Regions from separate parts of the Homo sapiens genome. Here all the other regions are linked to region 3. A link is a loop called in an ENCODE intact Hi-C map of the cell type or tissue named here. Cell type or tissue: HepG2. All regions are shown on one strand.

Region 1 (8,000 bases), 56 kb before region 3:
GATCCTCCCACCTCAGGCTCCCAAGTAGCTGGGGCTACAGGTGTGCATCACCAACCTCCTGCTAATTTTTTATTTTTAGTAAAGACAGGGTCTCGCTCTGTTGCCTAGGCTGGTCTCAAACTCCTGGGCTCAAACAATCCTCCTGCCTCTGCCTCCCAAAGTGCTGGGATTACAGGCGAAAGCTCACATTTTTGAGAATCTTGGTTTGGGTACTTACAAGGAACTTAATCTAAGGTTACTGAAGCTTGCAGCGGCTCTGGGTTGTGTGGGCAGGTCAGGGGAAGGGAGGTATGGCAGGGAGAGAATGGAGGCAGCACTGAGAAGATAGAAGGAAAGGGGCTCAGGTTCTTAGTATGTTTCTAGGAGCCCTTTTATCCCTTAGAGAACCAGGCAAGTCGTCGATCTGTCGGGAGGTTAGGCAGAGAGGGGCTGTGCCTTTTGCTTATAGCATTGGTGAGCTTAGCTCTTTCTAGGAAGCAGGGGAGCTTTTCCACAGGAATTTAGCAGGAGGCCTTGCTGCTTCAGGAAGAACAGGGGCTGATGGGAGGATCCAGAAGACACAAGTGCTGAGGGTGAGGTTGAAGTCCCATGCGGAGAAGGATCATCCTGATTTAGTTGCATTTGTTAAGCTCCTTAGAATCTGAGGGCCAGTATTGGTTGCTGAGACTCTTGGCAGCCCTCCTCTGGGGAGCTGCCAGTCTGTTCCTCATGTCCTTGGCCAGGGCCCATGGATGAGGAGAGGTGCAGGAAGGAGTTGGCAAGAAGGTAAAGAGGGTCTGAGGAGATGTTTGCTGGGCAGGATGAGTAGGCAGGTTGGTCCCAGGGCAATCAGGCCACAGCTGCACACTGTTGGGTCACTATACTGTCACTGTATTGCTGGCCCTTTCCTGGCTCTCACCATGTTCTCAGAACACACACAAGAGCTCTGTTCCCATTCCCACCTTCTCTGTCCCTTTAGGCTGCTGCCTAAACTTTGACTTCCACGTGAGCAGAATTGCTTAGGAGAGTAGTGGAACATAGATGTAGCAGAAATTCTCTCATGTGGTTGAGAGGTTTCCTATTTTCGGGCATCTTGACTTCTTACCTCGGCTATAAAGCAGAGTGCTGGGCAATGTTTACGTTTCCTCTCAGTGGTGACATTAACCTCAGCAGAATGGGAGGCTTTCCTCCAAATGCTTGCATTTCTTCCTCTTCACTCAGGGCTCAGCTGTCTCCTGCTTCAAGAGCAAGGCATACTGTCACATCCACATTTATGCCTGCAGAAAAGTATCAGACAGACATTTAGAAATGTCACCTAAACAAGGACAGACAGGTTTTTTGCTCTAGGATAGGAAGGTCCATTCTTAGAGGTGGGGCACCCCTCAGAAAGAGCTCCCTTCAGAGACTGACCTCTCATCGGTCCCTTCTTGGACCTTTGAGAGAGCCTCTGTGGATCAGGTGATGGGATCGGGTCAGAGGGAGAAAGGGCACTCAGGATGGTAGAGAGTTGTCTGGTGAAGGCTGGACTGAGCAAAAGCTGTCAGCCTTCCGGGAGGTCTGTCCTCCTGTGGCAGTGAGGGGAATTGATGGGGGTTTCAAGCAGCCAGGAGGCTGTGCCCTGCACTGCTCCTGCCCAGCCGTCCAGGAGGTTTTGTGTGGCTGTTGCCAATGCCGTGCCTCCTAACCCTTCCTGCTGGGATGCAGGCTAGAGAGCTGCGACACTTACCTGCTGGTTGGGAGGTCAGGTTAGAGCCGAGTGGACCAGGTGGAGGCCATGGATGAGGAGGCACAGCGCTGCGGTGGAGGGAGCCGCGGCATCTAACTGGGCCACTTGTGCTCAGCTCTGGCCCACTGTTGTCATATAGGAGTGCACACAGTGATGGTAAATTTTCTCATTTTTCAAAAGAAGCTAGAATCTGAATTTTTCTTTCTATTCACCTGCTTTCTTAAGCTTGACAACTAATTCAAATTATTTAAAAATAAAAGGAAGGCCAAGTGAGACATGTTTTTGCTTCTGCAGACCACCAGTGTATGACTGATATAAACTCTTTTTCCCAGGAGCTTAGAAATGAGGAGAAAGCAAGCAAAGGGATCAGGGTGGGTGGCAGGAAGAGTAATTTCAAAATACAGGAAGACGGAGCACACCTGGAGACTGACGAAATGGCTTAGATGAGCCATTGGTAATGCTTTCACTGGATCCCGTGGTGTGTGCGTTCCTTTGTGGTTGAGGGCCAGTGGTTCTCTGTGTGGTGGAAGAAGCTAATGGGATGGGGGTAGGAGGAAGAGGGGCTGAGTGCCATCTTTTAGTTGCACATAGCTAGGCAGATTCTTGGGAAGATGGTGAGTCGTGACTCCATTAAGTCCCTAGAGAACATGCTGTGGGACACAAGTTTTTGCACTTAAGGGCATATAAGCTTGATTTAAAGCGCTTACTAAAATGCAGATTCCTAGGCCCCATCCCCACAGATTCCCGTTCAGTAGGTGGGGCCTGGGACTCTGCATTTTAAAGCACCCCATCAATGTTAAAGAAAATAAGTGGACAATGGAGTGAGACAGAGCTGGGTCTACATTCCTGCTCTGTTCCTTCACTAGGTGAGTGATCTTGGTCCAGTCATTTAATTTCTCTGAATTTAAATTTCCTAATCAGAAAAAAGGAGACTGTATTATCACTACCTTGTAGAATGGTGAGAACTAAATTAGAAGACAGTTGGAGGCAGTACAGGGTCCTGGCCCAGAGCTGGTGCAGGCCACCTGGTCATAAATCCCTGCCCCTTTCTAGCCGTGTGACTTGGAGCAAGCTAATTAACTGCTCTCTATCTTGGTTTCCTTGGTAAAGTGTAACTAACCCTGTGAAATATTAATAGTACCCACCTCACAGGGTTGTTAAAGGGTTAAATGACTTAATACACATGAAGTGCTTGTAACTTTAGCTGTTATAATTACATGTTTAAAAGTCTAGCAGCGTGTCTCATAATAAATGCTCCTTTGCTTTTCCTTAGGTCCCCTTACTGTGGGTAACAGATTAAAGCTTAATCCAAATGTCACCTTCTGATGAGGCCTTCCTGGAGTCCACTTTTTACTTTCTTGTCTCCCTTCACAGTTAGCTTCTCCAGGGCAGGGACTGTGTCTTCCATGTTAATATCCTAGCACCTTGCACAGTGCCTCACATAGGGTCAGTGAATGGAATGATAGTACTAGGGAGTCTGAAAGATGACTCAGACTTGGGAATGGAGAGGTTGTCTTCCAAATACCTAGGGAAGTGTGATCTGGAAGAACAAACATTTTTTAAGCTTCTATTGCCAGACAGGGCAATCATGGGAGGTAGGTCATATTGCTATTATGGCTGTTATAGTGACAAAGTGAGTCTTTGACACTCACTGGAGCAAGGTCACATAACTAGCAGTTGTCAGAGGCAGGGCTGGACTCAAGGCAGGTGTTTTTCCACTGCCCCTCGGGGCCTGCGACTGTGCCTGTTTGTCTGGATGCAGTTTGTAGAAAAGTTCCAGAGGTACCTTATTCTATTCCTTTCTCTGGATTGTTACTCTTCAGATAGTTGTCTATAATTTGTCAGAGCTGTGTTTTTGAGGAACTTTGGATGGATGGTATATGCTAATTGAACAATTTCCTTTTCTAAACATGCAGTTTCTGCCTAGACTTTGCCATTGAGGGCCTGGGAACTAGCAAAGAAGCCTCTCATCATGCTTGAGTCTCTGCTCCATTCCCATGGGCATTTCCTCTGCTTTAGGAGTGTCTTCTCTCCCTGCAGTCTGACTAGCCAGGATATCAGGCTAAAAGCATAGATGAGGGCCTGGGGCTGCTTGTAGGAGGTGGGGAGAAATGGTGTAGCCCAGGAAGCCAGAATGCTGAGAGTCCTCAAGCCTGAGCTTCAGGTGTAAAGGGTTAACCTGGCCTTCAGCTCCTCAAGTCCCAAATTATTCTCTGATCCTGATAGACCTGGCCCAGAGAGAGCAGTTGGTGGGGAGGCTGGTGAGTAGGCATCTGTGTTTCTAACCTAGTGCGCCCCTGTGAGGTTCTCAGCAGTGCCAGCTCAAGATGCCTGAATTCCCAGGCCACTTCTGAGAATGGCAGCTGCACTCTTGGAGAAATGTGACTAAGGGTCCCTGTCATGGGCCTGGAAGCAATTTTGTTCTGCTTCTTTCTTGGTTACATCTTCACAGGATTTTTCTTCTTAGCCACCCAGATGTCAGAGTCAACTACATTTCTCTTTCTTAGTAAGTTGGCTCTGTGTTCTCATATACAACTGCATGATAGCATTTCAGAGCAGTGAGTCTACCCTCCTGAAAGCAGAAATTCAGGGAAAGAAAGAATATGTTTTTCATCATGTTTTTTTAACATGTTTCAGTTTCTGGTCATGCCACAAATCTTTTGCCTTTTCTCCAAGGGCCTGCCCTGGAACTGATAGAGCAGGTCAAATGTTGTTTTCATGGATGGTGATGGTTACTGTGATCATTGCTACAGTTGAAAACTGATGCTTAGCAAGTTGATTCCTATAGCACTGTGCTTCCTGAGGACCCTGAAAACTGGCCTGAGAAAATGTCCAGAGGTTGCCTTTTCTCTCCCTTCTCTGTTGTACATATAGCAATATGATATGCCAAGCACTTTACTTGGCACTGGGCTGATACAGGTAGAGAGTATCTCACTAGAGCCAGTGTGCGTAGATGCCCTGGGGGCAAGATTGACTTTATCATCATCATCATCATCACCATCACTAATGTTATGCTATTAATATAGACTTAAATTTATAGGGCCAAGCATGGTGGCTCATGCCTGTAATCCCAGCACTTTGGGAGGCTGAGGCGGGAGGATCACTTGAGACCAGCAGTTCGAGACCAGCCTGGGCAACATAAAGAAACCCCATCTCTACCAAAAAGAAAAAAGTTAGCTGGACCAACTCCATTTTATGAAGGGTAAAAGTGAGGCTTAGAGTTGGTTTCCTTTTTCCAGAAGCATCTGCCGTATTCACCTTGGAGGGATGTTTCATTGCTGTCACCATCAGCTAATCATCCCCTGCCTACTGGCTGCTTCCTCTCTTTCCAGTTAACATACCACTCCCTATCACCATCACTAAAACCACAACCCTGAGAGCTTATGCGAAGTTAAAATTAGAGCTAGTACATTTCATCTTGAGATTAGGAAGGAAGTATAAATGCTATCAAGAATTAGGACTTGACTTATTTTTATCATCAAAACCAATCACTTATTTGCACCAAAGTAATAAGTAAGATGGTCTCCAGGATTAAGGTCATCAGTGGCCATAAATAAATATGTTTAACTTTCACATCCAGATATACTTCATTTTGGCCAATGTGATGGAGGATACCAATCAGAGGGAGAGAACTACTGTTTGTAAACTGTTCAGCTTCCGTGATGGTGGTGTTCGCCTAGGCTGTGGTGCACCTTGACATTGGAAATATGCTTGATGTGTCGTTTGTGTTGTCACTCACACCCACTCTCCAAGGCACTTAAAAAGATTTATTTAGCTCTTAAGTTTTAACGTCTATATTGAGATGTAATTAACATGCTGTAAAATTCATTGATATAATGTAATGATTTCTAATATATTCACAAGAGTTGTACAACCATTACCACTATCTAATTCTAGAACATTTTTGTCACCCCAAAAAGAAACCCCGTACTCCTATCAGCCATGTCCCATTCTGCCACCCTCAACCAGTGCTAGGCAGCTCCTAGTTTACTTTCTGTCTCTGTAGGTTTGCCTGTTCTGGACATTTCACAAAAGTGGAATCAAGGTTTATTCATGTTGTAGAATGTATCAGTACTTTACTCCTTTTTATGTCTGAATAATATTCCATTGTGTTGATATATACCACATTTTGTTTATCATCAGTTGATGGACATTTGGGTTAGTTCCACTTTTTGGCTACTATGAGTAATTCTGTTATGAACATTTATGTACAAGTGATTGTGTGGACATATATTTTCATTTCTTCTGAACAGATACCTAGGAGTGGGTCATCCTGGTTTATATGGTAACTCTGAGTATAACTTTTTGAGGAACTACCAAATTGTTTTCCAGAGTGGCTGTGCCATTTTACATTTCTACCAGCAGGGAATGAAAGTTCCAATTTCTCTACAGTCTCACTAGCATTTGTTTTTATCTGTCTTTTTTTGTTATAGAAATCCTAGTGGATGTGAAGTAATATCTCATGTGGTTTTGATTTGTATTTCCCTAATGACTAATGATATTGAGCATTGTTTCGTATGCTTATTGGCCAAGTTTATACCTTTGGAGAATTTCTGTTCCAAATCCTTTGTCTAATTTTTAATTGGGTTACTTTTTTATTATTGAGTTGAAAGAATTCTTTATATATTCTGGATACAATTTTCTTAGGAGATACATGATTTGCAAAAAATTTCTCCCATTATTTAGGCTGTCTTTTCACTTTCTTGATGGTATTGCTTACAGCACAAAAGTTCTTTTCTTTGACATAGTACAATTCATGTCCTTTGTGTGTGTGTGTGTGTGTGTGTGTGTGTGTGTGCGCGCTTTTGGTGTTATATCTAAGAAACCATTGCCTAATCCAATGTCATAAAGATTTACTTCTGTTTTCTTCCAGCGTTGCTTTTGTAATTGTAGCTCTTACATTTAGGGCTATACTACATTTTTTACTTTATTTTTAAATATGGTATGAGGTGGGGCCCTACTTTATTCTTTTGTATATGGATATCCAGTTTTCTCAGCACAGTTTGTTGAAAAGACTCTTCTTTCCCCATGAATTGTCTTGGCATCCTTATTGAAAATCTGTTGACCATAAATGTAAGGGATTATTTCTGGACTCTGGATTCTGTTGTGTTGATCTCTGTTTCTGTTCTTATGTCAGTACTGCACTGTCTTGGTTACTTTTTAGTATTTTTTTTTAATTGGCAACTCAGAGTCTTCTAACTTTGTTCATCTTTTTCAAGATTGTTTTGGCTGTCCTGTATCCCTTGCATTTCCATAAAATTTTAGGATCAGCTTGTCAATTTCTGAAAAGAAGCTAGCTGGCATTTTGATGGGTATTCTGTTGAGTCTGTAAATCAATTTAGGGAGAATTGCCATCTTAACAATATTAAATTTTCTGATCCATGAATATGGTATGTCTTTTCATTTTTTATGTCTAATTTCTTTCAATGATGTTTTATAATTTACAGTATACATGTCTTGCATTCCTTTTATTTATTTCTAAGTGATTTATTATTTTTGCTGCTATTGTTAATAGAATTATTTTCTTAATTTCATTTTCAGATTGTTCGTTGTTAGTATATAGAAATAAAATTGATTTTTTTTTCTTTTTGGAGGCAGAGTCTTGCTCTGTTACCCAGGCTGGAGTGCAGTGGTGCAATCTTGGCTTGCTGCAACCTCTGCCTCCCAGGTTCAAGTTACTTTCATGCCTCAGCCTCCTGAGTAACTGGGATTACAGGCATGCACCACCACACTTGGCTAATTTTTGTATCTTTAGTAGAGATGGGGTTTTGCCATGTTGGCCAGGCTGGTCTTGAACTCCTGGGCTCAAGGGATCTGCCTGCCTTGGCTTCCCAAAGTGCTGGAATTACAAGTGTGAGCCACCACACCTGGCCCAAAATTGATCTTTAATATTGATTTTGTATCCTGCACATTTACTTGAAGTCACTCAGCAGTTTAATAGGTTTTTTAGTGGAATCCTTAGGATTTTCTACATACAAAATCATGCCATTTGCAAATGGAAATAATTTTACTTCCTTCTTTCCAACCCAAATGTACCCTTAAATTTTAATCTTCATATTCCTTTTATTACTTGGCATAAAATAGTGTTCCTGAAAGGGTAGTGCATTTACCATGGTGATATATTAGCTAAGAATATATGGTACATGAACAGACATTTTTTACTTTTAAATATTTAAATACCTTAATGTATATTACTTTTATTTTAATGGGTATTAGAAAAAATGATGAGCACTTCTAGCTCTCAATTTCATGATGTGTACTCAAATGTTACTTTATCGTAATGGTTTTCCCTGAA
Region 2 (8,000 bases), 94 kb before region 3:
AAACAAAAAAAGGCGGTGGAGACTGCAACACCTGTGCCATCCTCCTGGGTCCCTGATAGCCCTTAATGTTTTGTCATTGGGGGGGTTGGGATGGCTTTTATTTTTTGGTGTTCCCCAAAAGTTAATCCTCAGTCTGTTCTCTTTTTAATTTACAATCTTTCCCTGGGATTCCATCTTCTACTGTCACCAGTTAGAGAAAGCGAAGGAGTGAGGGGGAATCTAACTCTGCCTCTCTTGCTTCGGAAACTGAATGTATTTATTCATCCAATAAATATTTATGGAGCATTCCTTCTGTTCTAGGTTTTGTTCTGTATGCCGAGGAGGTAGAGATAACTAAGACATTGAAGTCCTTGTTGTCATGGAGCTTGACGTGTAGTGAGTGGGGAAGCATTTCAGTAAACAAGTAAACAAATCAATAGATGAGATCAAGATAGTGCTGTGAGCTCGGAAGGATATAATGGTGATGTAAAAGAGAGAGTAACAGGGACCTGAGAGGTTAGAGAAGGCCTCTGAGAATGACGTTTGAACTGTGAGCTCAAGGATGAGAAGAAGCCGTTAATGTGCAGATTTGGGGAAAGTTCCTTTCTGGAAAAGGGAACAGCTGTCAAAGCTCCTGAGGTAGGAAAGAGCTTGACATGCAGAAAGGACACCTAGGAAGTCATCATTGTTAGAATGTAGGGAGCAAGGGGGTGTCGGGGTGGAGGATGGTGGCACAACTTGGGATAAGGTATGGAAATTTGAGAGGGAGAGAGAGGAACATTGAATCTGATGGAGAAGAATCAGGAAAAAGAGTAGGGTGCTGGGCATGGTGGCTCATGCCTGTAACCCCCACACTTTGGGAGGCTGAAGCGGGAGGATCGCTGGAACCCAAGAGTTTGAAGCTTCAGTGAGCTATGATCATGGCACTCCAGCCTGGGCAACAGAGCAAGACTCTTTCTCAGAGAAAAGAATAGAAGAGAAGAGACAGAGCAAGACTCTGTCTCAGAGAAGAGAAGAGAAGAGGAAAGGGGGAAAGGGGGAAGGGGGAAGAGGGAAGTGGGAAGAAGGGGGAAGAAAGAAGAGGGAAGAAGGGGAAGAAAGGGGAAGAAGGAGGAAGAAGGGGGAAGAAGGGGGAAGGGGATAAGAATATGAGGAAACAGAAGGGATCTGAAGTGGGCATAGACATACCTGCTTAGCTAAGGAAGTCGAATTAATATAGTCTGCATACTTCTTGGGATCAAGCACTATGTATTTTTAAATTTTCTGCAGATTTTAGGTTAGCGGTAAGACATTAGTGTAATGTTTACTCTGTTCTAAGCATTGTGTTATACTAGGCATTTTTATTTCATTGTTTTAGTAAATCCTTACAATGATCTGTGAGTTAATTTGTTGATGTTGTAACATCTGCAGGGATGTGGAGTAGCTAACTTGCTTAAAATCTAAATCTAAGGCTGTTTGATTCCAAGCATGTGTTCTTGCCACACTTCCACTCTGGTTGGTATATCAAATGCAGCTCTTCTTTGGTTATCTAGAACATCTAATGAGTTTTTTCCTTTGTATCACTATGTGTTATTTATGGTCACATTTTGAATGTTTGCAGAATTGAATGAGTTTTTTTTAGCTTTCTCTGAAAGGGGTACCTGGTTAAATACTGAGAATGCGAGTCCATATAAACAACTGGGGAGGGTGGGGCTGTGGCAAGACTTGGAAGCAGTTAACCTGACTTACATCTCTCCCTCTGGGCAGGAAAAAAATGGCCTTTCTCCTTAACGCTCCATAAGTAGTTAGATGTCTTAGATTGCAATTCCCCCTATTGTATAAGAAGATGGAATTTACTTTTGGAAAAAGTAAGTAATTTGTCAGTAAACTAGTGTTTGTAAATAAACCCTGATTTCCTAGCGTACAGATCTCTTCTAGAGTCTTCAAGTTTGTTGGAAATGTTTGAGAAAAGAAATGTATCAGGCCACAAATTTCACTTCTTGGAAATTGAACATTGACTAGTTTCTATGGGTTGATACTTCTTTTTCTTTTTCGAGATGGATTCTCTGTCACCCAAGCTGGAGTGCAGTGGCATGGTCTTGGCTCACTGCAACCGTTGCCTGCCTGGTTAAAGCCATTCTCCTGCCTCAGCCTCCCATGTAGCTGGGATTACAGGCACACGCCACCATGCTTGGCTAATTTTTGTATTTTTGTAGAGAGGGTTTCACCATGTTGGCCAGGCTGGTCTTGAACTCCTGACCTCAGGTGATCTGCCCACCTTGGCCTCCCAAAGTGCTGGGATTACAGGCGTGAGCCACTGTGTCCGGTCCATACTTCTTTTTTTTTAAAGGTTTGATCCTGTTTGGATTCTATCAGTAGTGAAGGCCCGGGATTCTGAAATGAAAATGTATGCAGTGTTTATAAACTCTCATTCCTTGGTGTTCATGAGATCTGTGGTCAGCCCAATCAGCCTGCTTAGATGGAATAGTTTGTGAAGGGCAGAGCAGGGTGAGACTGAATTTCAGATTTAGCATAGATTGCTAGAAAACAGAGGAATTTCTTTGGTAAGTCACTGGATTTTGCTTTCCTGTCTCCCCTTCCCAGTCTGTTTCAGTAACAGACTTGCTTCTGAAGGAAAGATAATGTAGTTGGGAAAGGTTCCTTTACAGGGTGTTGTTCAGATGGTCTTCATCACTGATTCACAATGAGCAGACATTGAATGGTCATCTGCCATGAGCAGGGACACACAGATGGGTTGGAAGATGAGGCTGGAAAGACTGGCTGAGGTCAGATCTTTAAGGGATTGAACCATCCAGAAAGCGGGGAATCACTTTCCCCAGGAAGCAGGAAGGAAACACATTTGAATATGATTTGTAGAAAAGAAACCTAGGAGACCATGTAGAAGATGGAAATGGAGTGGGAGGAAACTTGCCTATTTTATTGGCTGTAACTGGAGGATGATATTCCAGTCCCTCAAAATTCATTTAGAGCAGAAAGTAAGGGAAGTCTCAGGGTGGGCGGGATCAGAACTCCAGATTGCAGAGCTTTCTAGAGCCCGTAGAGCAGTGGTTTTCAGACTTGACTGTGCACCAAACTCACCTGGAGAGCTTGTTAACCAATTTAGTAGAAATTTTTTAGTAAAAATTTGCATTTTTAACAAGTTTGGAAGTGATGCTGCTACTGTTGGCTGGGAACCCCACTTTGAGAACCACTGCTTAAGAGGCTTGGCAGCTGAGATGCCAATAAGGGTATGAGGGCCAGATGTTAATTGGCTTGCTTTCTTTTACTGACCCAGAATTTCATGTCTACAAAGCTTTACTTTAGATGTTCTTAGGTGGCTTACTCTAAAACATCAACAAAGCCTGGTAAAGGTCCATGCTCTCAATGACTCTTCTCACCAAATCCGTATCACTTCTGGATGAGATTTCCAGGTATGTGCTCGTCTTTAAACAGATGCTTGTCTGATTTTTGGAAAATGCCCATCCTGGGCACTTGATTTCATTAGGATTGGTGGCATTTCTGCCAGGAAAAGCTTCCCCCCGCCAGTCAGCACTACTACTGGCTGGCAGGGCTGTTTCAGGGACAGCCAGCAGGGGCTGCACAGAATGTGTTCTGTTGATTAGCCAAATTTACACAGGACATGCCTGGGAGATTATCTCTTTAGGCCAGGAGTTGAATTTCAAGGGCAAAGTCCACAGTTGGCAGCCGAAAGGCTGAGAACACCTGGAAGAGGGGAAGGATTTCACTTGACTTTCACTTCCCCAGGCCTCAGTGCCTCTTCCCACAGAGGCTGGGTTTTCTCCTTGTTGCTGCCTGAGCAGGTGACCTTGGGATGGTTCCCACAGAGCAGTGTGGCTCCAGGCACTGCCCTTTGCTGTCTACTTCAGCACCTGTGGCTTCAGGTGAGACACTTGCATTAGTCAATGTCAGCTGCCCTGTCCTCCTTGGCATCATCATTTCTTGAATTCTTTTCTGGGCTTGCTTCTTTCTTTGCGGGGAAGGCCTTCATTTTCCTTCATAGTCCATGACTCGCAGGTTTTCCCCGAGCTCTCCTTTTCTTACCTTCCTTCATTAGTTCAGTACAACTGTAGAATTCTGTTTCAATGTAGGAAGGGAGACGGCTACCCATACATAGCCTGAGACAACCCACCTGGGGCTCCTGTAGCCTCAGTGCTGTCCCCGGGGTGGAAGGACCACGTGGGTGGGTCCACACAGCTGTCGTCTATTTTGCGGATGCTCACTGGGAACTTGGATTCAGTCCTAGGTGCCTGGGAGTTGAGAGGTGAGAATACAGAGTGCTCAGGGTGGCAGAGTGGGGACTGGGACTCAGGTCTTCTCACCTCTGCCCATTTAGGGCCTTGCTGTGTATGTAACACTGAAACTGTGTTTCACATTAGCAGGCAGGCATCAAACCGTCTATCTGGCTAACTTTTGTTTAAGACATTTTTTAAAATAACAAAAGCAACACCAGGTGTTCTAAAAACTTTTGCAAAATGGGGAATACGTAAGGCAGAATATGAGCATCTTCTATAAACCCATGCCCCAGAAAAATAGTTATTGTTAACAGTTGGGTAGCACTGGGTTTTTTATTTATTTATATTTTTTATTTATATATTTAAACTAACATCCTTGAGCCATAAAGATTCTTTAAATGATGCATTTTTATGTACATTTAGTTTTACACGAAAAGTTTATGCTCTTAATTTAAAAAAATGGAAAGTAAGAAGTGTTGGTGAGAATGTAGAGAAGTTAGAATCCTCATACATTGTTAGTGGGAGTGTTAGCGGTGCAGCTGCTGTGGGAAAGTTTGATTATTCCCCAAAAAGCCCCAAATTGCCATATGACCCAGCAATTCCACTCCTAGGTATATGCCCAAAATAATTGAAAACAAGGACTCAGATTCTTGCATGCCAGTGTTCATTGCAGCATTATTCACAGCAGCGAGAAGGTGGAAACAACCCAAATGTTCACTGACTGACGAATAAACAAAATGTACAAACAATGTGCAAAGAAAATGTATAAACACAGTAATACAGACTGTGGACTATTCTTCAGCTGTGAAAGGAAGGAAGTTCTGATGCATACTACAATGTAGATAAACCTTGAAAATGCTGCCCTAACTGAAATAAGCCGTATATAAAAGCACAAATATTTTGTGATTCTGCTTATATAAAATATCTAGAAAAGGCAAATTCATAGAGACAGGAAAATAGATTAGAGGTAAACCAGGAGCTTGGGGAGAGGGGAGAATGGGGAGTTATTGCTTAATCATTGCGGAGTTACTGTTTGGAGAAGTTTGGGAAATAGTGGTAATGGTTGCACAACATTGTGAACATAGTTAATGCCACTGAATTGTACACTTTTAAATGGGGAATTTTATATACTTTACTGCAATTAAAAAATGGAAAGAAAAGATTATACTGTACTGAAAAACATATCACTTGTAATTTACCTAGGATATTTTTCTACCTCAGTATGTGCTTTTAAGGAGCAGCATTGCATTTCTTCAGAGGGATGTATCATAATTTATTTAACCAAGCCCCTTTTGACGGACAATTGAATTGTTTCTCAGTTGTTCCTGTTATATGCAGTACTGTAATGAACAGCAGTATCCAGCTGTCTTTGCCCATGTGTCCTAGTACTTGTATTTTATTTCCTTAGGCAGAATTCCTAGAAGGAAAGATTTGCTGATCAAAGGGTGTGCTCATTATAAATGTTAAATTGCCAAACTGCCTTCCAAAGAGGTTGCATCAGTGTACTTCTCATCAGCAGGGTATGGAGGTGCCTCTTTCCACTGCGCCCTGGCCCAACACAGGTGTTATACATTTTTTTACTCTTCGCCAATCTGATAGGTGAAAAAGGATTTCTTATTGTTACTTTATTTAGGATGTCTTCAGTTATTAATGAAATTAGCATCTTTTTATCTTTCTGGTAGTTGATTTTATTCCTTTGTAAATTTTCTGCTCAAATACATTGTTAATTTTTCTCTTTGGTCACTATTTTATCTTGTAGACTTGTGAGAGCTTTTACATACATACGGCATTAGGACTCTTTGCCATATGTGTTGCTGATAATTTTTCCCCCAATAAAAATTTTTTTTGACTTTGTTTATGCTAATTATTTGCCTTTCACATGTTTTACATTTTTATTTAGGCAAATATTTTCCTTCAAGGTGCTTCCCCTCATCTCGCTTCTCGGCTGTGGAGTTGAATTTTCTGTCATACTTGGAAAAATCTTCTTCACTTGTCAGAATCACAAAAAAAAATTTATTCATGTTTTCTTTTAGTGTTTTCTTGGTTCCAGTTTTTACATTTAAACTGTAATTAATTTTGCTGTAAGGAGAGAAGTAGTAACTAAATTTTCTTTATTTGTGTGTGTGTGTGTGAGATAGCGTCTCACTCTGTTGCCCAGGCTGGAGTGCAATGGTACGATCTCAGCTTACTGCAACCTCTGCCTCCCGGATTCAAGCAATTCTCCTGCCTCAGCCTCCCAAGTAGCTGGGATTACAGGCACCCACCATCATGCCCAGCTAATTTTTGTATTTTTGTAGAGACGGGGTTTCACCATGTTTGCCAGGCTGGTCTTGAACTCCTTGACCTCAGGTGATCCACGCGCCTTGGCCTCCCAAAGTGCTGGGATTACAGGCATGAGCCACCATGCCCAGCAGGAATTACATTTTGTTGATAAGAAAACCTAAGATAACCTTTTTTTCTATTAAATTTTTTCTTTACTAAAAATTTGTGAACTTCTTTTCACTTAAGGATGTACCATAACAATTAAAAACATTTTCTGTGACATTAAAGAAATATTCCTTTTTTTTTTTGAGATAGGGTCTTGCTCTGTAGCCCAGGCTGGAGTGCAGTGGCATGATCTCAGCTCATGCAACCTCCTCCTCCCAGGTTCAAATGATTCTCATGCCTCAGCCTCCCAAGTAGGTGGGACTACAGGCACATGCCACCATACCCGGCTAATTTTTTGTATTTTTAGTAGAGATGGGGTTTCACTAGTTGCCCAGGCTGGTCTTGAACTCCTGACCTTGAGCGATCCGCCTGCCTCGGCCTCCCAAATTGCTGGGATTACAAGGTGTGAGCCACTGTGCCTGGCTTAAAAGAATATTTCTGATTAAGTTTACAAAAAAAAAGCCTTTAGTGAGAGAGGCAGATTAAAAATTTCACCCAAGTCTTCTGATTCCTAATCCTGTTTTTTGTTTGTTTTCTCTTATCCTATATACGATACAACCAGATTTCTTTTGTTAATGTTTGGGGATAGTTGCATGAATCCCCTTTGCAAAACTTTCCAGTGCTTCCTATGTGCAATTGTATTGACATGCTGGACCTAGATCTTGTGACGTAGAAGCTTCTCCCTTAAAAATTTTACCTGCTTTGATGAGCTCACCCTGGCTGAGGTGGCAGCAGGTGGGCAGCTGGTACTGAGGAGAGGCAGTAGGCCAAAGTCTAAGCAGGTATTAAGACCCAGAAAGGGTGTGGCTTTTGGAGAAGAGCAGCTTGAAAGGTGTGAGGAAATGGAGCTGCTTTGGGAACAGATTCAGGAAGGTTTTTGAAGTGAGAGAAGGAAAAGAAATAATGTTTATTTAGTACCTACTTATGTCCCAGACACTAAGCTAGTCAGGTCCCACCTAACTGTATTTTAAAAGGCAGCTTTTAGTGCTGGATCAACCTGGGGTTGTTTTTCCAAGGGTTGTGAACTTGCGAACTCAGAAAAGAAAAGTTAGAGTTTAGGAGACCGAGAAAAGCAGGATTTAGCGAGCATCATTTCTGCTCCATCAGCCAGGGGCTTAAACAGAATTTTTCTTTGAGACTGCTCTCTTTCTTTGCTCTGTTGCACGGGCTGGAGTGCAGTGATGCTATCACACCTCACTGCAGCCTCTACCTCCTGGACTCAAGTGATCCTCCCACTGCAGCCTCTGGAGAAGCTGAGATCATGGGCACGAACCACCATGCTTGGCTAATTTTTAAAAATTTTGTAGAGATGGGGCCTTGCCGTGTTGCCGAGGTTGGTCTCGAACTCTTGGGCTCAAGTGA
Region 3 (8,000 bases):
TTCTTTTCTCTTTGGGGAGTCAAGTACCTTGTGCTCTGAGAGGCTTCCCTGACCTCTCCCCACCCACATGAGCTTGGCTGCCCTTCTAGATGTCCTGCCTGTCCCTGTGCAGATGTTGGTCACATCTGCCTCTGTCCTGACACTGGACTCCCAGGCTGTAACTACTCAGCTCCTTCAGCCCCCTGGGCTTGATCTCCTTGAAGGCAGGGATGCAGGGAACAAGGCCGGGAGTGGGAGCAGCCTGTGTGAATTCTCAATCCCTGGGGGAAGGGGGAGGGTTGGGCCCCAGGGACAGTAGGGACTGGAGCTGGGTGCTAGAGAGCAGAGCCTGTTGGGCTGCATGCAGGGAGCTTGCGAATTTTGGGGCGGGGACAGGGCCTGGAGCAGGTATAAAGGGCTCTGGCATCATTGTGCTACTTCTTTCTGTGAGTCCACGTTCACTGACCATTTGGGGTGTACCCAGCATCTGGCGGATCACTGGGCCTTCTGGGAGTACACCATCAGGCGGGAGAGACAGTGGACACAGACCGTTACCATGCCCTGTGCCCATTTTGCTGCTTCTCTGGGGCCCAGAAGGATGGATGCTGAGTTAGGAGTTAGAACTCCTTCATTTGCTTAGACTCTGAGGAACAAATGAGATGACGTGGGTATAAAAACTCCTTGTAAAGCATTACCTTTGATGCCATGGGGCAATGAGAGAGAACTGGTTTCTCACCCTAGTTTTCAGGAGGCCTGCACATCTATGCTGCACACACATGCTGCGGGACCAAGGAGGAGGCCAGGCAGACCCCAGGGACAGCTGCTTTGGCACGGCCTGAGCGTCAGCAGTTCCTCCTGCCCTCACCGCTGGAGTCACTCACTACCTTCCACCCCTGTGACTCCCCCAGAGAAGTGGCTCTCTGAGCTGTGGCACTCACCTTGGGAGCAGCCTTTGGAGGAAAGAGGGCCAGGCCTGGCCCTGATAAGACAGTCCTGCTTCCTGGCAAGGCTGCAGAATGGCCAGCCCTTTGCTTATGTTTTCCTTGTGACTGGCATGGGACTTAGGGTGATGGAGATAAAGGCCAGGATAGCAGGACAAACAGCCTCTGGAAGGAAACTCTTTCTGCAGGAAAGGGAGGGGGACAGGGCAACAAGGACCCCAGCATTGCCCTTCCAGAGGCAATGGCTGGGATTAGAGTCCTGGGATGCGGAGATGCCTGGAGAGCAGTGGGGTCTAGTCAGCACTGGGGGCTTAGACCTTTGTCTGGGGAGGTGGGCAGGAGGACCCTAGAGATGTGGCTGTGTGGTTCCCTTCTTCTCCCTATCTCTAAGAGCAGTCAGCTCTCCTCTCTTCCTGAGGTCCCGATGGATGGCCCCTCAACTCCTTCCTTCTGGAGCCTTCCCCGCTTTCACAGGCAGCCCTCTTGCCCACAGGCTGGGTGTTCGAGTGCTACGAGAGCAGAGCTGTAGTCCGAGGGATGGAGAAGAGGGGTTTACTGCATAGCAGGGTAGACGAGAGACCTGGAAAAGAGCAGGTTGGAAGGGGAAAGCAGCTCCAGTTGCTTCGTGGAGGGCCAGAGGGCAGCACCCACTTGGCTGGCCCCGGCCCACTTTCCCATCGCTCTCCTGCAGGTGTTAGAGCTGCGGCGGCCCATGGACTCAAGGCTGGAGCACGTGGACTTTGAGTGCCTTTTTACCTGCCTCAGTGTGCGCCAGCTCATCCGAATCTTTGCCTCACTGCTGCTGGAGCGCCGGGTCATTTTTGTGGCAGATAAGCTCAGGTAGGGCCCAGCCGGGCAAGAAAGCAGAAGGGAGGGGGGAAGGCACACCCACAAGCGAATCAGCAAGTGTTCAGGAGCCTAAGCAGGCGCCGGAGACCAGTGCTGGAGTGGGGCTGTGCGTAGGGAGATGGAAGACTAGGTGGAAAGGTAGCACCCCTGTGTGGGTGAGGGAGCAGGGTTTGGGAGCACACAGATGGCAGGATTGAGAACCCTGTGGAGGGCTTGGCCTGAGGGGAGAGGGAGGGATATTTCTTCCTTTGCAACAGCCAAGACTGTGCAGGTGCCGGGATATGTAAAGGGGAAAGGTTAAGAAATTGAGATTTTTGGTGGATGGTTGCATTTCTTCTGGAGGGGGAGGCAAAGCCATCTCAATGGGATGCTGAGTTTGAGGAAAGAGCTGCTGTGAGGAAGGGGCAAGAGCACTGACCGGGGACAGTGTGAGGAATGCTGAGCCAGCCAGCGAGGGTCCTGTGGAGGGTGTCCCCTGGAGAAGGCAACTGCAGTGGCCCAGGGCTGGGCAATGGGAGGGCTGGGGAGAAGGATGTGATGGGGGCACTGAGGTGCAGAGAGGAGAGTGGGTGAGGAAGGCTGGCCAGCCCACACCGGGAAACAGATGATGTGCAGGGCCTGGAGGTGCCAGGGAAGTCGGGGAGCTGGTTTAGGAGGAGTAAGAAAAGAGCTGGATGGGTCACAGGTCTTGGTCTGAAATGCTGGCATTTATGATTTTAGAGGTAGAGGTGTCGAGAAGGTCTGGTGGTGGCCATGGGAGGGGTGGCAGAAGTGATGGTCACTGGACGTGAGGCAGTTTAGGAAGTAAGAAGTCGGAGCTCTTCTAGACAGCCAAGGTTTAAAAAAGAAAAAAGTTTTATGTCAGTGGTGGTTAGGGGGTGACACAGGCAAGGCACAAGTGATACGGCTCCGATGAGTGCAGGAACACTAGGGTTTTTGGTTCTTATGCTGGTTTAGATAAAACGACACCGACACACGTGGAGTGGTTTTAAGGAGCGGAGAGTTTAATAGGCAAGAAGGGAAGGAGAAAGGCAGAAAGAAGAAAGTACAGAGACAGAGGGAGAGAGGCTCCAAAGCCGAGAGAGGGAACCCCAAGTGTTGTGGATACCAGCCAGTTTGATAAGAAGGCTGGAGGAGGCGGTGTTTGATTTGCATAGGGCTTAGGGGATTGGTTTGACCAGGCATGTCATTCATGTAGCCCCTCCCCCCCCCCCCCCCGGAAGCTGGCCTTCCCATCCTAGCCTTTTAATATGCGAATGTAGGGCGCCTGATGTTCTACACACGTGGGAATATGCGGGGCAGCCATGCTGCTAGGCACCTGTAGGGGCAAGGGCAAGAGGACAACGGTGGGAATTGCCATGTTGGGTGGACCCAATTTCTAATGGTCTTCATTTGCATATCAAAGGTTGCCTGCCTGGCTCTAAGAGCCGGGGCTTTCTTTCCAGACAAGAAACATTTTTGAGCTGCTTTAAAGGAAATGAGGTACAGTGGCTCACGCCTGTAATCCCAGCACTTTGGGAGGCCGAGGTGGGCAGATCACAAGGTCAAGAGATCGAGACTCTCCTGGCCAACATGGTGAAACCCTGTATTAGCTGGGCCTGTAGTCCCAGCTACTCAGGAGGCTGAGGCAGGAGAATTGCTTGAATCCAGGAGGTGGAGGTTGCAGTGAGCGGAGATTGTGCCACTGCACTCCAGCCTGGGAGTGACACTCTGTCTCAAAATAAATAAATAAATAAAAATTTAAAAATTTTTTTAAAAAAAGGAAACAAAAACTTTTCCTCTCTCCATAAAATAATTTCTTAGTAAGTCCTACAACAACAGGATGGGTTATTGGCAACATGTTACATATTGTTTTGGTCAAAGAATCCATCCCAAGCAGTGGTTTCTCTAGAGTGGTCATTTGGACATTGATTAAGCCACCTTAAATGTCAGGTGCTCACAGGAGGGCAGTGAAGGAAAATCCCCGTTCTGGTTTGTCCTCCAATAAGTCCTGAATCCCTGGGGTATTTCCTTCCGTATGTATGAGGAAGCAGTTGAGAGGAAACCGAGAAATGAACTCCCGATTGCCTTCAGAGGGACAGGAACGCAGGCCCATCCTCAGCCCAGGAGAAGAAAGGAGGAAGAAAAACCAGAGCTGCTGACTTTTCCATAGAGCACCAGGGTTTAGAAAGGAAAACTGCCCCTCACTTGTTCCCATCACAGCCTCAATGCTTCTGTGTCTCACACTTCTAGGTGTTCTGTGGGCCCATCAGGCCCTTGTGAAGAAATCTAGCCCAACAGCTGGAATGAGCTGGGTACAGCAGTTCCAAGAGGCCCCTCCTGTGTACCAGCCATGGTCATTGTCAGCCAACAAAGCCCCTGACTGCCCAGCTTTGGTGCCCTGGCCTGGCCTGACCTTAGTGGCCCCTAAGAGAGCCTGGACCATGAGGTTTCTTTTCCTGAAGGTTCTACCCTCTAATTCAGGGCTGAGCTTCCTCTTTGCCACCCTGCCCCCCCCCAGGCCAGCTCCCGTGGGGCTGTGAATACAGCTATTGTTTCCTGTGGTTGCAGCTGCCTCTGAGCACATTCCAGGACCATTCTGGGAGGGACGATCCCAAGGTCTTGTTCTTGGCCTGGCCGGGTATTCAAGTTCTGCCAATCTGGGGTCTTGGAAAAGATGTCCTTCCTGTTCTGCCTGGGGTCTGCCTCTGGCTGGAGAGGGGAGGGGTAGGTCCAGCCAGCTCATGATCCGTTGCTGATGTTTTAGGTTTTCCACAAGTTCTTTGTCCCTCTTGCCTAGTTCTGATGTGGGGTGGGAGAGGGTACCCACGATCTGCATTCACTGGCCCTAGGGGTTTACAAAACCTACTGCCTCCTCAGCCACGGGCCCACTGATGTGCCCCCCAAACCCGAGACAGCCCTTTTCCAGATCTTTGTCAGATGACTGTCCTGCGGGTTGCTGCATACCTTCCTGGCTGTTTGCAGGTACATTTCCCTAAGAGAGTAGCATTGTTGTCCTTGAGGCGCTACGCAGTGGGAAAGCGGGGACTTTACCAGTCTGCAGGGTCCCTGAACCCCATTAGCATTTTTGTTGCACTGGGAGGTTTACGATCAAAGGCTGTCCTGAGCCTCCAGCGAGCTCTAAGTTCCTGGGCCTGGGCTCAGGTACTCTGTCTCTCTGTCTGCCCATCAGTACCCTCTCCAGCTGCTCCCACGCGGTGGTGGCCTTGCTCTACCCCTTCTCCTGGCAGCACACCTTCATTCCTGTCCTCCCGGCCTCCATGATTGACATCGTCTGCTGTCCCACCCCCTTCCTGGTTGGCCTGCTCTCCAGCTCCCTCCCCAAACTGAAGGAGCTGCCTGTGGAGGAGGTGGGCCACCGGGGGAACCAGCTGGGGGGAAGGGTGGAGGGGGAAGCAGGTGCTGGGATCTTACTTGTGGCCCCTCGGCCTCTTTACCAGGCTCTTATCCTTTCTCCCTGGGAGGTCTATCCCCGGCTGGAGTACTTCCTGTTAGCTGACCCTGGGAACCTGGGAGGTCTGGAGGCCTGGCAGAGGGCATTGCGGGACTCATGCCCTGAGCCACTCTGCTAATGACTCCTTTTCTCAGGCGCTGATGGTGAATCTGGGATCTGACCGATTCATCCGACAGGTAAGAGGGTGGGTGCTTGCTAGAGTTGGGCTCCTGAGCACCCTGCACCATCACACACACTACTCAACCTTCACAACCTGTTTGTTGAGCTCTCTCTCTGGGTTCAGTACTACTCACAGACTAGTCAAGGGTGGGGAGAAGCTGGTCTTGGAATCCTTGACCTTAGCAGGGTCCGCCTTTCCAGTGACATCATGAGCTTCTAGAAGGCAGTGTGGGAATTTGAAGAACACGGCCTGGGAGTCCACAGACTTGGCCACTGGACTTTGCCCCCTTTGAGCCACATGGTCTTAGGCCTCTAAATTCTTCTGAGCTCTAAAGGAGAGGTGGTGACAACACCTGCCTTGAAATGTTTGCTGGGGGTTACACAAATAACTATAGATTGTTATGTAACGTACAGGTTTGCAATCATTGTTGTCAACTACAAAAAGCCTTTGTTAGTCGTGGAAATCCTCCTGGCTCTCTACAAAGGAGCACAACCCAGTGCTCTCCCCTATGGAAATGTACTTATTGTCTGTTACACACCAATGACGGAGCTGAGGACTCCCTGGGTACCAGGCATAGTGATGTGGACACAGAAACAGAGTATAGAGACGAAACAACAGTCTAACTTCATTCCTGAGACACAGGCTGGCCACAGTCCCCCTGCCCCAAGCCAACTGTGCCTCCTGCCTGGAGCTGAAGATGGAGGAATTGGGGAGACCTAATCAGGAACCCCTGGCTGGTCCTGGTCACAGAGGCCAGTGAATGCCACACTGGCTCTACCCCCTTTTTTTTTTTTTTTTTTTTTTTTTTTTTGGAGACAGGGTCTCACTGTCATCCAGGCTGGAGTGCAGTGGTACAGTCATGACACTGCAGCCTCGACCTGCCTGGGCTCAGGTGATCCTCCCCATGTCAGCCTCCTAAGTAGCTGGGAGTACAGGTGCATGCCACCATACTTGACTAATTGTTTTTTTGTGTGTGTTTTGCAGATAGAGGGACCTGCTAAGTTGCCCAGGCTGGTCTCGAACTCCCTCCTGGGCTCAAGCGATCCTCCCGCTCAGCCTTCCAAAGTGTTGGGATTACTGGCGTGAGCCACTGCGCCTGACCCTCTACCACTTTTAATCTCTGTAATCTTGGGCAAGTTTCTTAACCTTTCTGTGCTTCAGTTCCTCATCTTAAAATGAGGTTGATGATAGTTATGAGGGTTACTGGGAGAGATAAATGAGATTATCTACTCACGCTCTTCTAACAGGTCTTAGCACATAGTAAGTGCTCAGTGTCAGCTATGATTGTCACTGTGCTTTCTTTCTCCTGCAGATGGACGACGAAGACACGTTGTTACCTAGGAAGTTACAGGCAGCTCTGGAGCAGGCTCTGGAGAGGAAGAATGAGCTGATCTCCCAGGACTCTGACAGCGACTCCGACGATGGTGAGAATAGTGCCCGGGCACGGTCAGCTCTGCTCCAGGCTCCCTCTGCTCTGGGTCAGGGCCCCATAGGGCCAGAACTCTGCCTCTGCACACCAAACCCTTTCTGGCTGATGAGGACCTTGGTCTCACTCTAGCGTCTTTTCTACCCCAGGTAGTTTAGGAAGGAAAACCCAAAGACATGTGGCAACCCCAAAGATACTTTCTGCTGACAGAAAACTAATTATTCCTCCTTCTGAGGCCTTGCCTCAAGCCATTGCAGGAGATGAAAGGCACTTCCTCTTCCTTGGAAGCCAGAAAAATCACTTAGGGTGAGGGATATGATGAAAGTGGTGCTCTGGTTTCTACTTTAATTCATCCAGCAATTATGTTTCAACTTCCATGTTCAGAACATAGTTTCTGGCCTTCTGCAGCTCGTAGGCTAGTTACAAGGCTATGAGCACAAGAAAGCAAGCTTCCAGAGGCCGGGTGTGGTGGCTCACGCCTGTAATCTCAGCACTTGGGGAGGCCAAGGCGGGTGGATCACCTGAGGTCAGGAGTTCGAGACCAGCCTGGCTAACATGGTGAAACCCCATCTCTACTAAAAATACAAAAAGTGCACCTGTAATCCCAGCTACTTGGGAGGCTGAGGCAGGAGAATTGCTTGAACCCAGGAGGCGGAGGTTGCAATGAGCTGAGATGGCGCCATTGCACTCTAACTTGGGCAACAAGAGTGAAACTCGGTCTCAAAAAGAGCTTCCAGAACAGAAGAGTGGTACTGGCTGGAAGTCTTGTTGGGGAGAGGAAGACTACACCAGGAAGATTGAGGAAGGCTTTGCAGGCTCTTGACCTGAACCTCAAAGATTGTCTTTTCCCTTCCAGAATGTAATACCCTCAATGGGCTGGTGTCGGAGGTGTTTATCCGGTTCTTTGTGGAGACCGTTGGGCACTACTCCCTCTTTCTGACACAGAGTGAGAAGGGAGAGAGGGCCTTTCAGCGAGAGGCCTTCCGCAAATCTGTGGCCTCCAAAAGCATCCGCCGCTTTCTTGAGGTTTTTATGGAGTCTCAGATGTTTGCTGGCTTCATCCAAGACAGGGAGCTAAGAAAGTGTCGGGCAAAGGGTAAGTCTTGGTTATCAGCTCTCTTCTCTAATTTTTTCACCCACAGCAGGGCTGAAGAACCAGGCACTATGATGGAAGCTCTTGGACATCAGCTA

The links. Hi-C counts contacts between places; a loop is a spot of excess contacts. Peaks named below come from ENCODE experiments on the same cell type or tissue, not always from the same donor. Only the 100,000 strongest peaks of a DNase experiment are listed, where the experiment ranks them.
Region 1: a loop joins it to region 3, with 2.1 times the contacts of the local background. A loop is called at or near these places in 19 of 110 quality-filtered maps.
Region 2: a loop joins it to region 3, with 5 times the contacts of the local background. A loop is called at or near these places in 23 of 110 quality-filtered maps.

Annotation. Positions count from the first base shown.
Region 1 is chr11:8,752,533-8,760,532 of GRCh38, reverse strand. The region is part of intron 1 of DENND2B (DENN domain containing 2B); the gene reads left to right. Among named protein-coding and RNA genes, the nearest start is that of DENND2B-AS1, 12 kb to the left of the region's middle. RefSeq lists an enhancer at 1,187-1,687. In HepG2, no CTCF peak of the experiment used is centred here; a DNase peak (open chromatin) is centred at 3,352.
Region 2 is chr11:8,790,547-8,798,546 of GRCh38, reverse strand. The region is part of intron 1 of DENND2B (DENN domain containing 2B); the gene reads left to right. The region is part of intron 4 of DENND2B-AS1 (DENND2B antisense RNA 1); the gene reads right to left. Among named protein-coding and RNA genes, the nearest start is that of DENND2B, 16 kb to the left of the region's middle. In HepG2, a CTCF peak has its summit at 3,560 (motif pointing right); DNase peaks (open chromatin) are centred at 3,616 and 5,246; H3K4me3 peaks cover 1,416 bases.
Region 3 is chr11:8,696,332-8,704,331 of GRCh38, reverse strand. It overlaps DENND2B (DENN domain containing 2B), which reads left to right. Exons shown (of 20, transcript NM_213618.2): 14 at 1,612-1,760; 15 at 4,942-5,119; 16 at 5,358-5,399; 17 at 6,696-6,807; 18 at 7,666-7,905. Among named protein-coding and RNA genes, the nearest start is that of SNORA3B, 15 kb to the right of the region's middle. RefSeq lists enhancers at 1,429-2,214, 4,577-5,362, 5,363-6,150 and a silencer at 5,076-5,370. In HepG2, no CTCF peak of the experiment used is centred here; DNase peaks (open chromatin) are centred at 4,291 and 5,781.